Regions from separate parts of the Homo sapiens genome. Here region 2 is linked to region 1. Evidence: chromatin contacts called from ENCODE Hi-C data. All regions are on one chromosome and are shown on one strand. Each heading gives the region's core, a stretch centred on a gene start or an enhancer-like site at or near the end of the contact. The rest is flanking DNA. Distances are from core to core; before and after follow the strand shown.

Region 1 (7,853 bases), core at 3,738-6,237:
GAAATCTATAAAAAGAAAGTCTCCTAAAACTGAGTTTAGCAACAATAATATATAAAAATAATATATAGTAGCAATGCACAATGTATTAGTTTGGTACAAAAGTAATAGAGGTTTTTGCCATTGAAAGTAATGGTGAAAACCACAATTACTGTGTACCCATCTAATAAAACATTTTTAAAGAACTGTTTACAATAGCTCCAATTTTTAAAATACTTAGGTATAAATCTAACAAAATTATGTGCAAGATCTGTGTGTTGAAAACTGTAAAACACTGATGAAAGAAATTCAAAAGACCCAAGTAAATGAAGAGACATGCTATGATTATGGATTGAAAGACTCAATATGGTTAAGATGTCATTTCTTCCAATAAGCATAATCCAAATAAAATCCCAGCAAGATTATATTTGTAGACATAGATAAACTGATCTTAAAATTTATATGGAAAGGTGAAGAAACTGTAGTAGCCAAAACAACTTCGAAAAAAAGGAAAAAGGGCCGGGCACTGTGGCTTACGCCTGTAATCCCAACACTTTGGGAGGCTGAGGTGGGCGGATCACGAGGTCAGGAGATTGAGACCATCCTGGCTAACACGGTGAAACTTTGTCTCTACTAAAAATAATTAAAAAATTAGTTGGGTGTGGTGGCATGCATCTGTAGTCCCAGCTACTTGGGAGGCTGAGGCAGGAGAATAGCTTGAACCCAGGAGGCGGAGGTTGCAGTGAGTCGAAATGACACCACTGCACTCCAGCCTGGGCGACAGACTGAGACTCCGTCTCAAGAAAAAAAGGAAAAAAAAATAGAAGATTTACACTATCAGATTTCAGACTTACTAGAAAGCTATGGTAATCAAGACAGTATAGTATTGGTGAAAGAATTGACACATATATAGGTCAGTGAAAGAGAATAGAGAGTCCAGAAATAGACTCACACAAATATGGTCAATTGATTTTTGACAAAGGTGCAAATGCAATTCAACAGTAAATGGATATATAAATTGTGGTAATTCCATACAATAGAATTTAGCCATATAAATGAGTGAATATTAAGATACACAACATAGATAAATCACAATTGCCATACTATACTAAATGAAAGAAGCCAATCTGAAAATGTTGCATAGTCTATAAGTCCACTTATATATAACATTCTGGAAAAAGCAACACTATTACCCTAAAACCTTTATTTGAATAGCAGGAGTTATAGTCATGTCATTTGTCCTCTACATGGAGCACATACATCATTTACACATTAAATATGTTTTCATGTTTTTCTTTTATTTAACCTTTAAACTCTAAAGTACATAGTTCTGCTTGGCCCCAAGATGATTGTAAGAAACATGGACAATGAAATTTTATGGCTATAGGTGACCGTCTTAATTAAAACCTTCTCATAGCAGATTTTCAGACCTGGGACAATATATCCAAGAATGAATCTTACCCACCACTATTTTTTCACCCCAACTTCTTCACTCTTATTTGGAAAATAACTGCATTTAAAAATAAAATGTTTACTTCATGTGGTAATCAGTGTCTTGCAGTACAAGAAACCCTGATCTAGGAGTTTGAAGACCTAGGTGACTTTGGGCAAGTCACTTAATGTTTATTTTTTTGCATCTTAAAATAAGGATAATAATACCTGTGCTGCTTACTTTATTTGTAAGGATCTCAGGTGCATTACAGTAATTTCACAATGGTTTTACAGAGTAAATCACTTTATATGTGGTAAAGTGCTTGGTAAATGTGTCATCACTATTATTAAATAAAAGAAACCAATATTTTGTGGTATTTTGTGGCAATTAAAGCTGGTTCAACTCTGAAAATTTCTATAATTTTAAAAATTAATGCAGAATGAAGGAGGAATAAAATCAACCTCATGAAGTTGATTACTCTCTAGTTTTAAAATCTTATTTAACTACAAGATAAGCTATTCTGGTAAATTCTCGGTGCATGGCGAGACATTTAGTGCGAATTAAAGTTGTGGAAACACCGCTAGGAAGAATAACAAGCAATATACTTCTTAAAGTTAATTGCAGTTATGAAGGAATTCATAGTTTTAGTTAAAACTGCAGTTGTTTCTTTCTAGCAGTAGATGCCAGTAGAGTTCTTCTTTTTATTTTTATTTCTTAATCAAAAATCAAATATCCGAAGTACTTCTATAGCAATAGCTTCCTGGTCACATTACCACATATAGAAACATTGCTTTAAATATTAAATATTCTATTTTCTGGAAGGACTTGATAACAAATTGAAACAATTTTATTTTTAAAACAGTGCAGATTTAAAATACGGTGTTTTCAAGATACTCATCTAGTGAAGTTTACTCTTTTTGCTTTAGTAATTTTGTTTTAAAGCTTATGCATTGTTTTAAATAAAGTAATCTTAGTGTTCTAGTTAGGAATCTGCAACTTCTGTACTTGAGCAACATTGAATATAAATAAAAAATCTGGCTAGATGTGTTAAAAATGAATACGGTCCAGCTGAAATGTTACGATTAGTTTGTGTATTTGGCAATGGAATACCATGAGTGTAATACTTTGGGGAGGTTAATATGTCAGAGAGGTGAATGATTAAAGGGGGTAATTGGAAGCGGGGAAAACAAGAAGTTAAGAAGTCCACATTGGCACTGAGTAAAAATGTAATTCAAAGAATGAATAAAATTTAGTAACAAATAGAAAAAAGGAGAAGTTCAATGATAACAGTTCTATTACTCTTGTCTCTATATATGAGCAACTTGGTGCTTCTTGGATTATCTATAAATATGGTCCCATCATAAATAAAATTCAAACATTTTCAAGTATTCGGTGATTCTACTTAGACCTTTAAATTGTTAAAAATGAGTGAATACTTTTTTCTTTTAACATGTTTATTGAGTATGTAATACATGCATTTCATTTATGAATTCAAGTAACTCACAATTTAGGGTCATATAAATTCATAAACAGTACCTTTTAACATAATATTATGAGGTCAGTGAAAACAAAGCAGCAAAGTTTGTTTTCCTAGGAAGTATGTGGCAGACTTCACTGAAGAGGTGACATTTGAACTAAGCCTTGAAGATGATTAGAATTTCCTTCAGTAGAGCAAATCAAGGGAATTCAGTAATTTTATCCACTTCTTCCCTTACAGAATCAGTCCATGCTCTGTAGATATTTGTTGAAGACTACAGACATTTAATAAGTGTCTGTTTTGTGTAAGGCACTACCAGATGTTAAGAAACAAATTATTGTTATGCACACATAATATTTATACATAAAGCTACAAATTTAAGAATTTTGTCATATAGATGCTGTTGCATATTTGTTTAGATTGATAAAAATTTTATTACACAAAACAAAGTATACAGAAATGAGCTGTTACATGGCAAAATTCATTGGTCAGTGTTTTGTTAACTGTTATTCACACATAATATTTATACATAAAGCTATAAATTTAAGTTTATCTTATAGATACTGTTACATACTTGTTTAGATTGATATGAATTCCATTACACAAAGTATACACAAATGAACTGTTAAATGGCAAAATTCACTAATCAGTGTTTTCTTATTGGCCTTTTATGTAGTCCTAATTTGATTACATTATTGTTCCTATTTATTTTACTTATCAGTATTGTTTCTATTTTTTATGTTTGTCAAACAGTTGGCAGTAAATCTGAAGTAAGATTTTTTTAGATAGATTGTTTTAGATAGACCTTTTTCTTTCTTTCCTTTCCTTCCCTTCCCTCCCCTCCCCTCTGCTTCCAAAGAGAACCACGGAAATTTCTTATCCTTTAGTGTCAAAAAAACAAGTACTCAAAATTTTTGTTAAATGCCACAGGTTACTTTCTTTCCTGAAAATTGACAAGGCAAGTTTTACTTACTTTTAATCAAAAGAGATGTTTTGGCCAGGCGCGGTGGCTCACACTTGTAATCCCAGCACTTTGGGAGGCCAAGGCGGGCGTATCGCTTGAGGCCAGGAGTTTGAGACAACTCCTGACCTGGCCAACATGGAGAAACCCCATCTCTACTGAAAATACAAAAATTAGCCGGGCATGGTGGTGCGCGCCTATAATCCCAGCTACTCGGATGTCTGAGGGGCGAGAATCGCTTGAACCTAGGAGCGGAGGTCGCAGTGAGCAGAGGTCGCACCACTGCACTCCAATCTGGGAGACAGAGTGAAACAACGTTTAAAAAAAAATAGAGAGGTGTTTCTAAGTGAGATCACTAAATCAGGGGTTTAGGTAAGTAGTAGTCTTCAGTGGTAAGGTTTTAAAATTAACATGTCTCAGCCAACTAGAAGGAACTTTTTTCTCTCAATTGAAATTTCTTGCTATGGTGGATTTTATATAATTTAAATCTTGTATTTTGTTCTTTTCAAATTTTAGAATGTTTTAAAATGTACCCCTGGTAATAGACATATGTCAGCAGATTATAAGTTTGATAAGCAATACTGACATACTAAGTGTATGTAGTTCCTGTATGTATTAGGCCTAAATCAATGAATTAGAAACATTCAATTTTTTAAAGTGCTATTTCACATTGTTTTATTTATACGTGTTATAAATTTGTTTTGCAAGAGTTTTTTCATACCCATTTCATACTAGTTTTTTTTTATGAAAAGTTAGCTGCTTATAAGGATTCATAAAATCTGTATATTAGTTGATTTCCTAGAAAAAATACAACCTGTCTTTAGCATGTTGTGTTTGGAGGACAGCTTGGCCTTCAGTTGTTTGCATAGACTTGTCATACATGTTTAACTAGTTTTCTTTTTAAAGAATGTTTAGCCTACTATATATATAAAGCTTTATATTTAATGCTCTCATTAGCCTATATATTAATATTAAAACACCCAAACATAAAGCCTTTTAGGCAGATATTGCAAGTTTTTAAAATCCTCAACTCTAGCTGAAAAGTGTTTTGCTAAGAAAAGCTCAGTAATGTGCTGTTTTATATTAACAGGAAACAGAACAGCAGTAGTGGTTTGAATACCCTGCAAACAGGAAGTTTGACACATGCATAGCTCTTAGCTTCTGTGTAAGAAGTTGTGAGCTCCTTCTGGAAACATTTGCAGTTACATTAAGTAAAGTGTAAATGCACATGAATGGCAGCTTATAGAGAACCACCTTGTAACCAGTATACAGGTACAACTACAGCTCTTCAGAAATTGGAAGGTTTTGCTAGCCGGTTATTTCATAGACACTCTAAAGGTACTGCACATGATCAGAAAACAGCTCTGGAAAATGACAGCCTTCATTTCTCTGAACATACTGCCTTATGGGACAGATCAAGTAAGTTTTGTTTTTTAAATGATACATTATAACTAGCAACTAAAATGGTAATTGGAGTTTTACAATCAAACATAAAGAACCCTCTTTTGTTTGTTGTTTTCTGATTTTCACAAGGACATTTTGCAAGATGAAGTTGAAAGAATTCCATAAAAACTTGATTATAAGTTGAGCTGAATCATTCAGCTTTCATCATTGTATGGTTTTATTTTTGACTAAGTTCAATATCAGTGACAAGATTTTCTATAAAATTCTTACATCATTTCTAATGTACTTTTTTTTGTTGTTCTTACATAAAAATGAAATACTTAAGTTTCAGAAACAACCATCTGTTTACTTCTTAAAATGTCTTGTATTTATAAGCTTTAAACTTTGAAAGGGGCAACAAGACTCTTGAATTTATAATTACATTTCTATTGTGTTTGCCATGGTTTTATTTTTAAATGCATGTGAGAAAGTTATTTCAGTTTTACAAACAGGAATTTCTAAAATAAAACATAATTATTCTATCTAAATTCTTACACTTATAACATTATGGATATCAAAAACTTTATAATTATATTTTATGTTATTTATACATATGACTCAAATGCAGGAAAAGTTGGTTATGCATGAATCACATTCTTTCAGGCATGTTAAAATGTTTGAACTTGCAGCTTTGCTAAAATGGTGCTGGGGAACCATTTTTGGTGCCATACACTCTAAAAGATAAATTGCACATATAAACAATACTAGTGCCGCCATTCTACATCTCACCTTGGACCCTCCTCAAGGTATTTCTGTGACTCCAATTAGAGGAACAATAGAATTACCCTTGAAACTTTTGCCCTCTTTGGTGTGTTTGTTTGATCATCAAATAGCACTAGCGTTTGACTCTTTCTGTTTATGTATTTGGTAGCAGTTAAGGAAGAAAACTCAGCTTAACAACCACAACAGCAAAATCAAGAATGGCTTACAAAATTTACTCCTAGGTTTATACAGCACCTTGACAGTGTTATAGAAGCTTATTTGAATTAATTTTTTACTAAATCAGAAATTTTTTTACATTCTTCAAACTATTTTTGGGAGATTGAGGAAGAACATGTATTTGTGCATTTTTTCCACTTAAAAGGTTTTGGGTTATTTATAGTCTTTACTGTATAGCAAGTTGATGGATGAGGAATATGAATATATATCTTCAAGTTAATGAACTGTTGAATATTAAAATAGTGGTATAATATTAAACTTTACCATGTAACAAAAGCTTGTTAATTATTGTCCTTGCCCTATTCTTTTAAATTGCAGTCTTTTAAATCCTTTTGGAAATTATTTTTATGCATTTCAAGTATGTTTTAATTTAAAGTTAAATGAGGAATTAAGACAGAATTGAATTAATTTCTGTTTCATTAATACCTGCTCTTCATATAGTGGGTGTTTAGTAAAAGTGTCTCAAATAAATGAATGTTAGGGGTTTTTAATAATTAAAAGTTATGTTTGAACTAGACTTTCACCACTTTTTAAATGTATGGGATCTGTGATGCTTTCTAAAACATATTTTAAAATCTAGTAATGGAAAATAGTATCATGAGCCATGATTTCTATTGGATAAAATGCTGTTTTGTTTTTTTTTTATTGTGAAGTCAAAACAAATAGGATTCTTGTACACAAATAAAATTAGGAGCAAACCATGTAGCGCTGCAAATAATATGCATGATGTAAGAAATACTTAAAGAGTAACTGAATGTTCATTAATTAAGCATTCCTCTACTTGACTCTCCTTTTTATATCCCTGAATACCATAATAGAGATAATAATTTTATGTCTAAGGATGAGTATGGTAGCATGAAGCTATAATTTCCTATTATGAAATGTATTATTGTAGAGGAGAAAACACTGATAGAGCTGAAATAGAGGAATCCGATCATTTCAAAATTCCAAGGTTTATTTTTGTGGTGAAAACACAATTTTTATTTATTTGGCGAATGAGTTATAGAAGGAGTTCTGACTGTACAAAGTTTCATATGAACCACATTCTTCAAAGCTACTTAAAGCAGTTTACTTGCATGACTCATTTGACAAGGGAATGTAATGTCTCCTGATGATAAACACTGAATATGTTTGTTCCTAAAGTGTTTTTATAATGAAATAAACTAAGCATAGAAACTACATCAATTTACAAAAAAAATTCATAAACCTTTGTATAAAGATCAGTTACCAATTTAGGAGACATGAAATGCAGCATGCTTCAATCCAAGTTTCTTTCGTGTCCAGTGACATTATGTATAGGAAGAAACACAGAACAAAGGCCACATAGTGGTCTCAGGTGTTTCATCTTTTACTATTAAACTAAGTAACAGAAATTCCTGTTTGATTAAATAAATATGTAACAGCTAATTGCATGCACATATAAATACATGAAGTTCAAAGAAAAGCATGGAGGAATTCTGCTTTTTGTTCCAACTCAGAATGAATGAGAGCATTGACATGCGTTAAGTTCTCTTTCTAGCAAATTTATTATAGTTAGCTTTTTAATCTTCCTTTGATCATAAATGTGTAGAGTTATACAATGCTGACTTAATGAAGGTCTAACTACAGTATTTTAAGAAGCAAAT
Region 2 (7,853 bases), core at 2,391-4,890, 380 kb before region 1:
GACCATTTGTGGAAGCATTGTGCTGTCTAAAATGCCCTTTCTCATCTATTCTATCTGCACAGAAAAGTAGACTTTTCCATCTATACTTGTCTCTGGGAAGCTGTTCCCTGACTTCTCTTTTCTGTGTGTTTCTTAGCGTTTGTGTCATATCATCTAGGACCTTTTTAAATATCTGTTTATATGCACCAGTCCTCCCCATTAGCCTGTGCACCTATGATGGTTAATTTTATGTGTCAACTTGACTGGGCTAAGGAATGCCCAGGTGGCTGGTAAAACATCATTTCTGGGTATCTCTGTGAGGGTGTTTCTGGGATAGATGAGCATTTCAATTAGTGGACTGAGTAAAGAAGATCTGCCCTCACCAATGTGGTCAGGCATCATCTAGACCACTGAGGGCCCTGACAGAACAAAAAGGCAGAGGGAAGACAAATTCGTTTCCCATTTGGCTCAGACATCCCTCTTCTACCCTCAGCATCTATGCTCCTGGTTCTTGGGCCTCTGGACTTGGACCAGGACTTACTTACGTCATTGGTTTACCTGGTTCTCCAGCTTGCAGATGGCAGATAGTGGGAATTCTTGGCCTCTACGATTAAGTGAGCCAATTCCATAAGTCGAACAAATTGATCACTTTTGATGGATGACAGATATAGATAGATAGATAGATAGATAGATAGATAGATAGATAGATAGATAGATAGACAGACAGAGATAGATATATCCCATTGGTTCTGTTTCTCTGGAGGACATTTACTAATACAGTGCCTCTTGAGACCACCTCTGTAGCCTCAGTTCTGGACTCATCCGTAATAGGAACTTAGTGTTCCTGGAACAAATAAACAAACGAATGAATAAATGAGTACAATCCAGGATTTCAGAAAGTCAGAAACAAATTCTATAACATCTGGAGTCCTTCTGCGAAGTGAGCAACTACTTCCCACACCTCTTGAGGGTATCACAGCTAACCAGTCCACTAATACTTTCAACCCACACAGTGATTTGTTCCGCCACCTTAAGCTATATTCCTGATTACTGCTAATCTAAAGAGCAGGATCACTCTGGTGGGCATGACATTTTTCTACTATGTTTTAAGTGTGAATGCTGACTTCCGGCCACAACAGAGTTATTTGCAATGTTTGCTTAACACAAGTGTGACATCGTGTTAAGAAGTCTAATTCAGAAGCATGTTATGTAATAATACCAAAACAATTATCTTATCTATTTTTAATTAACTGGCTCCTACATATATTTATTTATTGATCAGACACAAAGCACATATACATATTTTTAATATGAAGCATTTCCGAAGAAGAAAAATGTTGGTAGGAATTAAAATTTTGTCCTATTTTTACATAAAGTGGTATAAATAGTAACATTTATGCATGTAAGTATGAATGTATGTTAAAAGAGAGAAAATAAATCTGTATGGAAATATATAATAGGGAAGAACACAGATTAATGTATCCAGGCATTATATTGATGCAATTTTTATCAACGGGTTCGCATCAACTGCTTGCCAATAGGACACAAACCATGGCATCCCAGGTCTGCAAAGCCACACTGGTCGCCAGCAGTTTGAAAAGTTGGCTGTAAATGAAGGTTTTCTAAGTGGCTGCTTATGATGCCATGTTGGTGGCATTAGTGCCTGGGAAATACGAAGAGCTAAATGCTTCCTCTATTTCATTTTCTAAATTTCATAGCCTGATGGCAGTAGGCCTGCAGGCACTGTATTCTGAAAGGATTATTGCACTTCCTGAGAAGTTAAAGTCACTCAGCTTTTGCCCCCATGGCTTGGGACACCAACCGAGACATACTGCAATCACACAGCTGCAATAGACTGTCTCTCGTGGCTTACTGCTTAATGATATTCCAAACATTAGATCTCCCTTCTATTATGTAGCCTCTTTGCCACCAACTCCCTTTTGCTTCTTTTAAGCCTTTTTTCATTTTTGTATTTACCTTATTTATCTTACCTTCACACTTCCGTGACCTGATTACCCTTAGACATAATCATCTCCGGTTTTCCTTTATGTATCAGTGGCTGCCGCTTGATATTATGGTGTTATTTTAATATCATAATGGAAAATGATAAAGGCCAATCAATTACTTTGTATTATCCATTTTGTTCCATTGGGATTGATTTTCCTCTATGTAATCATGTTTGCAGCCATAAAAACAAAGATTAAAAAGGGTTTTCTCTCTATTTTTCATATTCAAAAGAGTCATATTAGTAACTCTGCTTCATAATGTTGCCGCTAAGAGAGCTAAAGCTCATCTAGAGAAACGGAGTCCCTGGGAGGTGGCTTGAGTGATGGACAGGACCCAGGGCTAGTTCTAGGACACTGGCCCACGCCTCAAGTATTTATTTTCCCTGCTGTTCTCTGGAAAAAATCTGGCATTACATTTATGATTTAATAAATGGCAATCCTGTGTCGGCTGCACATTTTTGCACATCAGAAGAGGTTCCCACATTGTCACTTTGCCTTCTCCTCACCAGATAAACTGCTGAAACTCTCCCACGTCAAATAACCTAGAAATGTACCGATAATGAATCTTTCCCAGTGCGGCTGTGCCATTCACTCACTTAAACTTCAGCTGCCTGCTGAGGCTCTCGGTCCTTGAGAATAAATATACATTAGATGCAAGCAGGGTACATACAAACGCCAAGAAATAATACAAAGCAGGGTGAACAGCTTGCAGGAGGAACCTGCGGAAGACTCCAGTCTCTCTACAGCAGGGAGAGTCTCTGAGTGGGGAATCAGCTTCAAAGAGATGAGCTACGGAGACTAAGTCCTCTAATCACTAGCTTTACATGCACTGAGATTGACAAGCTGGTGGGCAGCCCCAAATGGCAGCCCTAGGCATGATAGAGAACTTAGCTTCTCCACAGCCCAGCTCGGCTGCCAGAACTGTGCTCCCTGCAACTCCCATGGCCAAATGGGTAGACGAACTGTTTGTCTTTTGTTTGGTGTAAAAACCCATAGAGAAATCCAGCTTGTATGCAAGCTCTGCAATGCTAGGGTTTTATCTGACCTCACTTTTATTGCTCAAATGCTCCAGACTCTCTTTCCCTTCCTCTTGCTCAGCGATTGACCCTTTTCCTTGAAATAAGCAAATAGCATGTATTAAAAATCATTTCAGGCTATGGGGTCCTGGAGCCAGGGATGAGGATCAGAGTGTGTGACATCACACTCTGATGTCAGAGTGTGTTGACACCAACATTCTCCTGCAGTATGCAGACACATAAGGATGCTGGTGGAATTTCAGAGATTGTCTCCTGGAGCTGCTGTGTCCCCTGTGCAGCAATCTGGAGGCTCCCTGGTGCCTGGGTTCACCTGGGGAGCTCTGCTACCACTGGCCCCTGGTTCTCCCCTCTAGAGGCTCATGAGATTCAGTTCTCAGGGTCCTTGGCTCTGGAAATTGCTGCTTCTGTCAGTTACTACAGCTTAGACTCAGTGTACGTTAGGGTGTGTTAGGACATGGCATGAATATTATTTGCTCCTGTTCTTATGAAAATGTGTATAACTGAAAGGAGTTACCTTTACCTGTGTGTTTGGAAGGTGCTTCACAAAACTGTTCTGCCCAGCTCCCTCCCTATAGATTCTGAGTTACACTTACCACTTCCCAATTCTAGAGACTTTCTCTTTTGCAGCTGCCTCATCTAGGGGAGTCCCCCAGGGGCCACACTGTTGCCTGACAAGCAAATGAAGCCAGGAGGAAGCAAGAAAGGCCGCCACAAAGCCATCCCCTCTCGCAACAAAGCCCTAAGCTCCTGCTTGCTCATTTGATTAAAACAAAGTCTCCAACTGCCTCCCACAGCACCCTCCCTTGGAGAGTTCATGCTCAGAGCCACCGAGTAATTTTTATTGTATAACAAACAGTTGCTTAAATAGGTTGTCTGCAAATGGTCATTATATCCGCCTCCCCCTCCACCTGCCACAAATCTCCCATGGTGGGGGGCAGGCCCTGGCAGCTGTCCCCCTGCCCACCCACCCCTCAGCAGCCCTCATAAATAAGCTCCAGTATCAGCAGGACCAAGAGAGACCTGCAGTGGTAGGAGGGGCTGGACAACCTGGAACTTTGAAGGAAGAATTCCAAATGCTCTGTGGCACACTTAGCACTTTGAGAGAAGGGAGGCTGTGGGAACAGAGTCAGATTTCTTCTGCAGGGAAATTACTCAAATAGGTTTTAAAATTTATAGTCCGTGTTGTGATAATAAATAAAAATAAAATATACTCCCCCCAACTCAGAGTTTCTTTGGCTGCAGAAGTCCTCTGGGGTTGGCTCCCTCTACTGCTATGCTGTTTAGACAGAAAACTGGAGAGTAGTTTTCCCTGAAGCTGCTCCAAGGCTCCGGCTTCTATTCCCAGTTGAATTTGCATTCCACCGGCTTGATTCCTCCTAAAAGGCACCTTCCTTCTCTGCAGACTAGCGCTGACCACCCTGACCCCCTCCACACCTCCTGTTCACTCCCACTATGATTCCTTCTTTCCTTTGGTTTCTGTCCTGCTTGGCCAGAGAAGCCCCTCCCAAATCACGAGCAGCTTCACTAAGCCATTGACAGCACACACTGATGTCTAATAACAAAGCATTGCTCAACGATCCTCACCCTATCTACCCTGTTGGTCCCAACTCCAGTGCCACTGCCCCCCATTCCGGCTCACATCTGTCTGCTGCATAACCCAGAGAGGTGACATGCAGAATTAAATTTAAACATTCAAAATCTAGGGTTCCAATTGTGGGTGCAGTTACATAATTACAACACTTACCATATAATAGAATAACATTGTTTAGGGTAAGATTTTGGAGTTGCACTAATGGATGCTTTTTTCTGTTTTCTGTAAACAGTCTTGATATATTGAAGAGGAGACATTGTCAGTAATCACAGTACTTCTCAATGCATCTCGTGAATTGTGTCCAAATGTAAGAAAAGCAGACTAGTTTTGAAATATCAACATCTGCCCTAATTTACTTGCTTCTGCATTATGGTTCTAATTGCACTCAATATAACCTATTGTTGTTGGATCCCCTCGGGGTCTTGGAAAAACTAGCAAAAACAACGTGGAATAGATTCCATGTGTGAAATCTACAGGCAATTTTTTTCCTTCGCCTTTTATTAAGTTAGAATTTATAACACTCCATGGCCCATATGAAAAGCATTTCAACTGATATCGGTGAAATTATCTCCTAAAACTAATCTCTCACATAAAAATTGAACTGGATGAACTTTTCTTGTAAGCAGCTGACAGGTGAGGAATCTTCAGTGAGATAACTTCAGTTTTGGAATATTCTTACATTAAACATATCCTTTGGGCAAATAATTCAAGTCATTTATAAAAAGCATTTTAAAGGTGCATGTATCTGAAATCTTTTTTGCACCTACATTAAATTTCATGTAATCTAAATCAATGACCATTTGCAGGGCCCCTTTTCTAGGGCACAGCATTATACATATTCTGGGGTTATTTGCCACATCCTTATTATTTTATTCTTATGACAACACCCCAAGAGTATTCTTTTTAGAATATTTTAGAATATTCTTGGGGTGTTGTCATAAGAATAAAATAATAAGGATATCTCTGTAGGAACAAAAGCAGGTCTATTTCTCAAAACATATTTATCACTGGGGGGAAAATGACATACAATTATCTTCCTTAATAAGAATTAATGTCTGTATTAAGCACCTTATGCATTATCTGTTTTGACCTGCATAACAACGTTTTAAGTCTCATGACCCCCATTTTACAGATAAGGAAACTGAAAAGGTTAAGAATCATACTCAGCTGATACGTGGCAGAGGCAGAATTAAACAGAGGTTAGTCCACCTATCACAGAAGCATTATTACAACAGGAAGACCTAAAATTGGCTTTTGTTGTTGAAGACGGTTTTCAATGCAGGCAGAATTTAGTGACTGTAGAAGAGCTGATGTTTGAATATTGTTAGAGAAGACCCCAGAGGAAAAAGTTGGGTCTGCAAGGAAAGTAAACTTTTATGACCGTGTTGTTTCAGAAGACTTGGCAGCACTAGTTACTCTCACAACTGCATGTATTGCTCTGTTACTTAATCAGTATTATACAGTGCCACTTAATCCTTTTTATGGCTTAGCTTGTCTTGTAATGTCGTTGTACTGCTGATAAACCCATTCACAGGAATAATGTACCTTTAAAAAATCGACACCAGGCTCTGTTTTTAATGTAAGGACATGTCTATGTGGAAGTTTATTATGTCCCAGCATTTATGACAACACTGACATTAAAAACAGGGTTACCCGGTAAAGACTTAGGAAACATGAAACCATTTTTAAAACAACTAGTTATTACACTGTCCTCTGAGATTCTGATTACAGGGCATGAATCCTCTTGAACCATGGGTTAAAAGTACCCAGATCTAATTTTTATCATAATATATGTATTAAGTATGTAACAGCTAAAACCACAGTAAAAAATTTAAAAAGTAAAAAAGAGCACCTCAGTCCTGAAAACTTACACAGGTTTCTTTTTTCGACTCGTAAAGACAATATTTATGATAACCTTTTTTGTAAAAGCTTTTTCAGTCAAATATCCATTCAGCTAGCAGTTTTAATTTTGCTAAAATAAGCATGCTGAAATGGAAGAATTTTTAACATCACATCGGAGTGACAGCATCAGTCTGCTTCCTTTGAGAATCAATTAGCAGCCAAACAACTATACAGACTCTGTAATGACACAAGTCTGTGGTATTTCCCCAAATTACCTGGAGCAAGGTAAATGGCATGAGAGCTTTGGTCACCAGGGAAAGCATGAAAGGATATACCACACAAGCATGAAGTTATTTAGGAAAAATCTGCAGGAAAAAAAAAAAAAGTGTCTAAGGCTACACGGCAGCTGTTTCAAATAATAAAATATCATTTGCATCTCTGCAGAGGGTTTTAGTTTTTTCAGCTGGTTGTGTCCCACACATTTTTTCCTGAACTTGCTGCTCATTGTTTTCAGCTTAGCCAGTTACAATTAAACCATCAAGTAGGTACACTTGTTTGTTTCGGGTGTATAAGAGACAGTAAAGCTTCATTTCAAATAGAGATACCCAAGAGGAAAGGGTTAGAAAGTGCTGTGCAAAGCTGTGAAACACTGACTAGCAATTTAAACTGGAATCAGGCAATTCAATGTGAATAGGGAAAAAAAACAAAAACAAAAACCAAAAAACAAGCCCTCACATACACAGTGTGTGTGAAGGGGCTGAGGATGGCAGAAAAGGTTTTATTTTTAGAAGTCTTTGCTAAATTCTTTATAAGCATCTCAATCTTTGTTAAAAAGAAACAGCAGATACGCACATTTCCTTAGGGGAGCATTTTTTTTTTTCATATAAAATTTTAGTAGTTGGCTGCCTACAGTGAGGCTTTTTGTAACAGAATATACAAATTGTATTTTTTATGGTTCCTTATTTATAGTGAAACAACCATTTTAATAAAATGATTCACTTAGATTATTTTATTGCTTTTCATTACGGATCTTCATATTTCTTCATTTGTTCTCATCTTTCTCCTGGCTAAAATTAAAATATTTGACTCTGCAATTAATCACAAATGAATTTGATTTTGGAGTATTTTATTCTTTCCAAAAGATTTGCTAAAATATCTTTCTACAAATGTAGAAATCAAAATCAATACAAATCATTTGGCTGCTCGTAGAAGTCACTCCTGAGCTGAGTTAAACGTTACTTAGAGCAAACATCTAGCATTTATTTATGGGGCAGGGGAAAAGGCAAAGTAAACTTAGTATGAGAAAGAACAAACTGTCCTCTGTTTTTTCAAATTATACGCACAATATTGATACCTACCAAATGCAATTTTTTTTTCCACAATGGTACAGTGTTTTGT

Evidence for each region. Hi-C counts contacts between places; a loop is a spot of excess contacts on that map.
Region 2: a map of OCI-LY7 shows a loop between it and region 1 (3-fold over the local background). The contact joins the enhancer-like site here to the promoter of PRKACB in region 1. A Hi-C loop is called at or near these places in 1 of 168 maps with a recorded cell type or tissue (OCI-LY7) and 1 of 37 single-sample maps with no recorded cell type.

Annotation. Positions count from the first base shown.
Region 1 is chr1:84,139,284-84,147,136 of GRCh38, forward strand. It overlaps PRKACB (protein kinase cAMP-activated catalytic subunit beta), which reads left to right and starts at 4,988. Exons shown (of 10, transcript NM_182948.4): 1 at 4,988-5,265. The coding sequence starts at 5,079. RefSeq lists a silencer at 5,007-5,056.
Region 2 is chr1:83,757,596-83,765,448 of GRCh38, forward strand. The region is part of intron 1 of LINC01725 (long intergenic non-protein coding RNA 1725); the gene reads right to left. Among named protein-coding and RNA genes, the nearest start is that of LINC01725, 99 kb to the right of the region's middle. RefSeq lists an enhancer at 3,306-3,455. Within about 2 kb of position 3,641, at least 2 of the 41 ENCODE cell types and tissues checked have a DNase peak (open chromatin) inside an H3K27ac peak, as active enhancers do; they include OCI-LY7, where a contact is called at or near this core.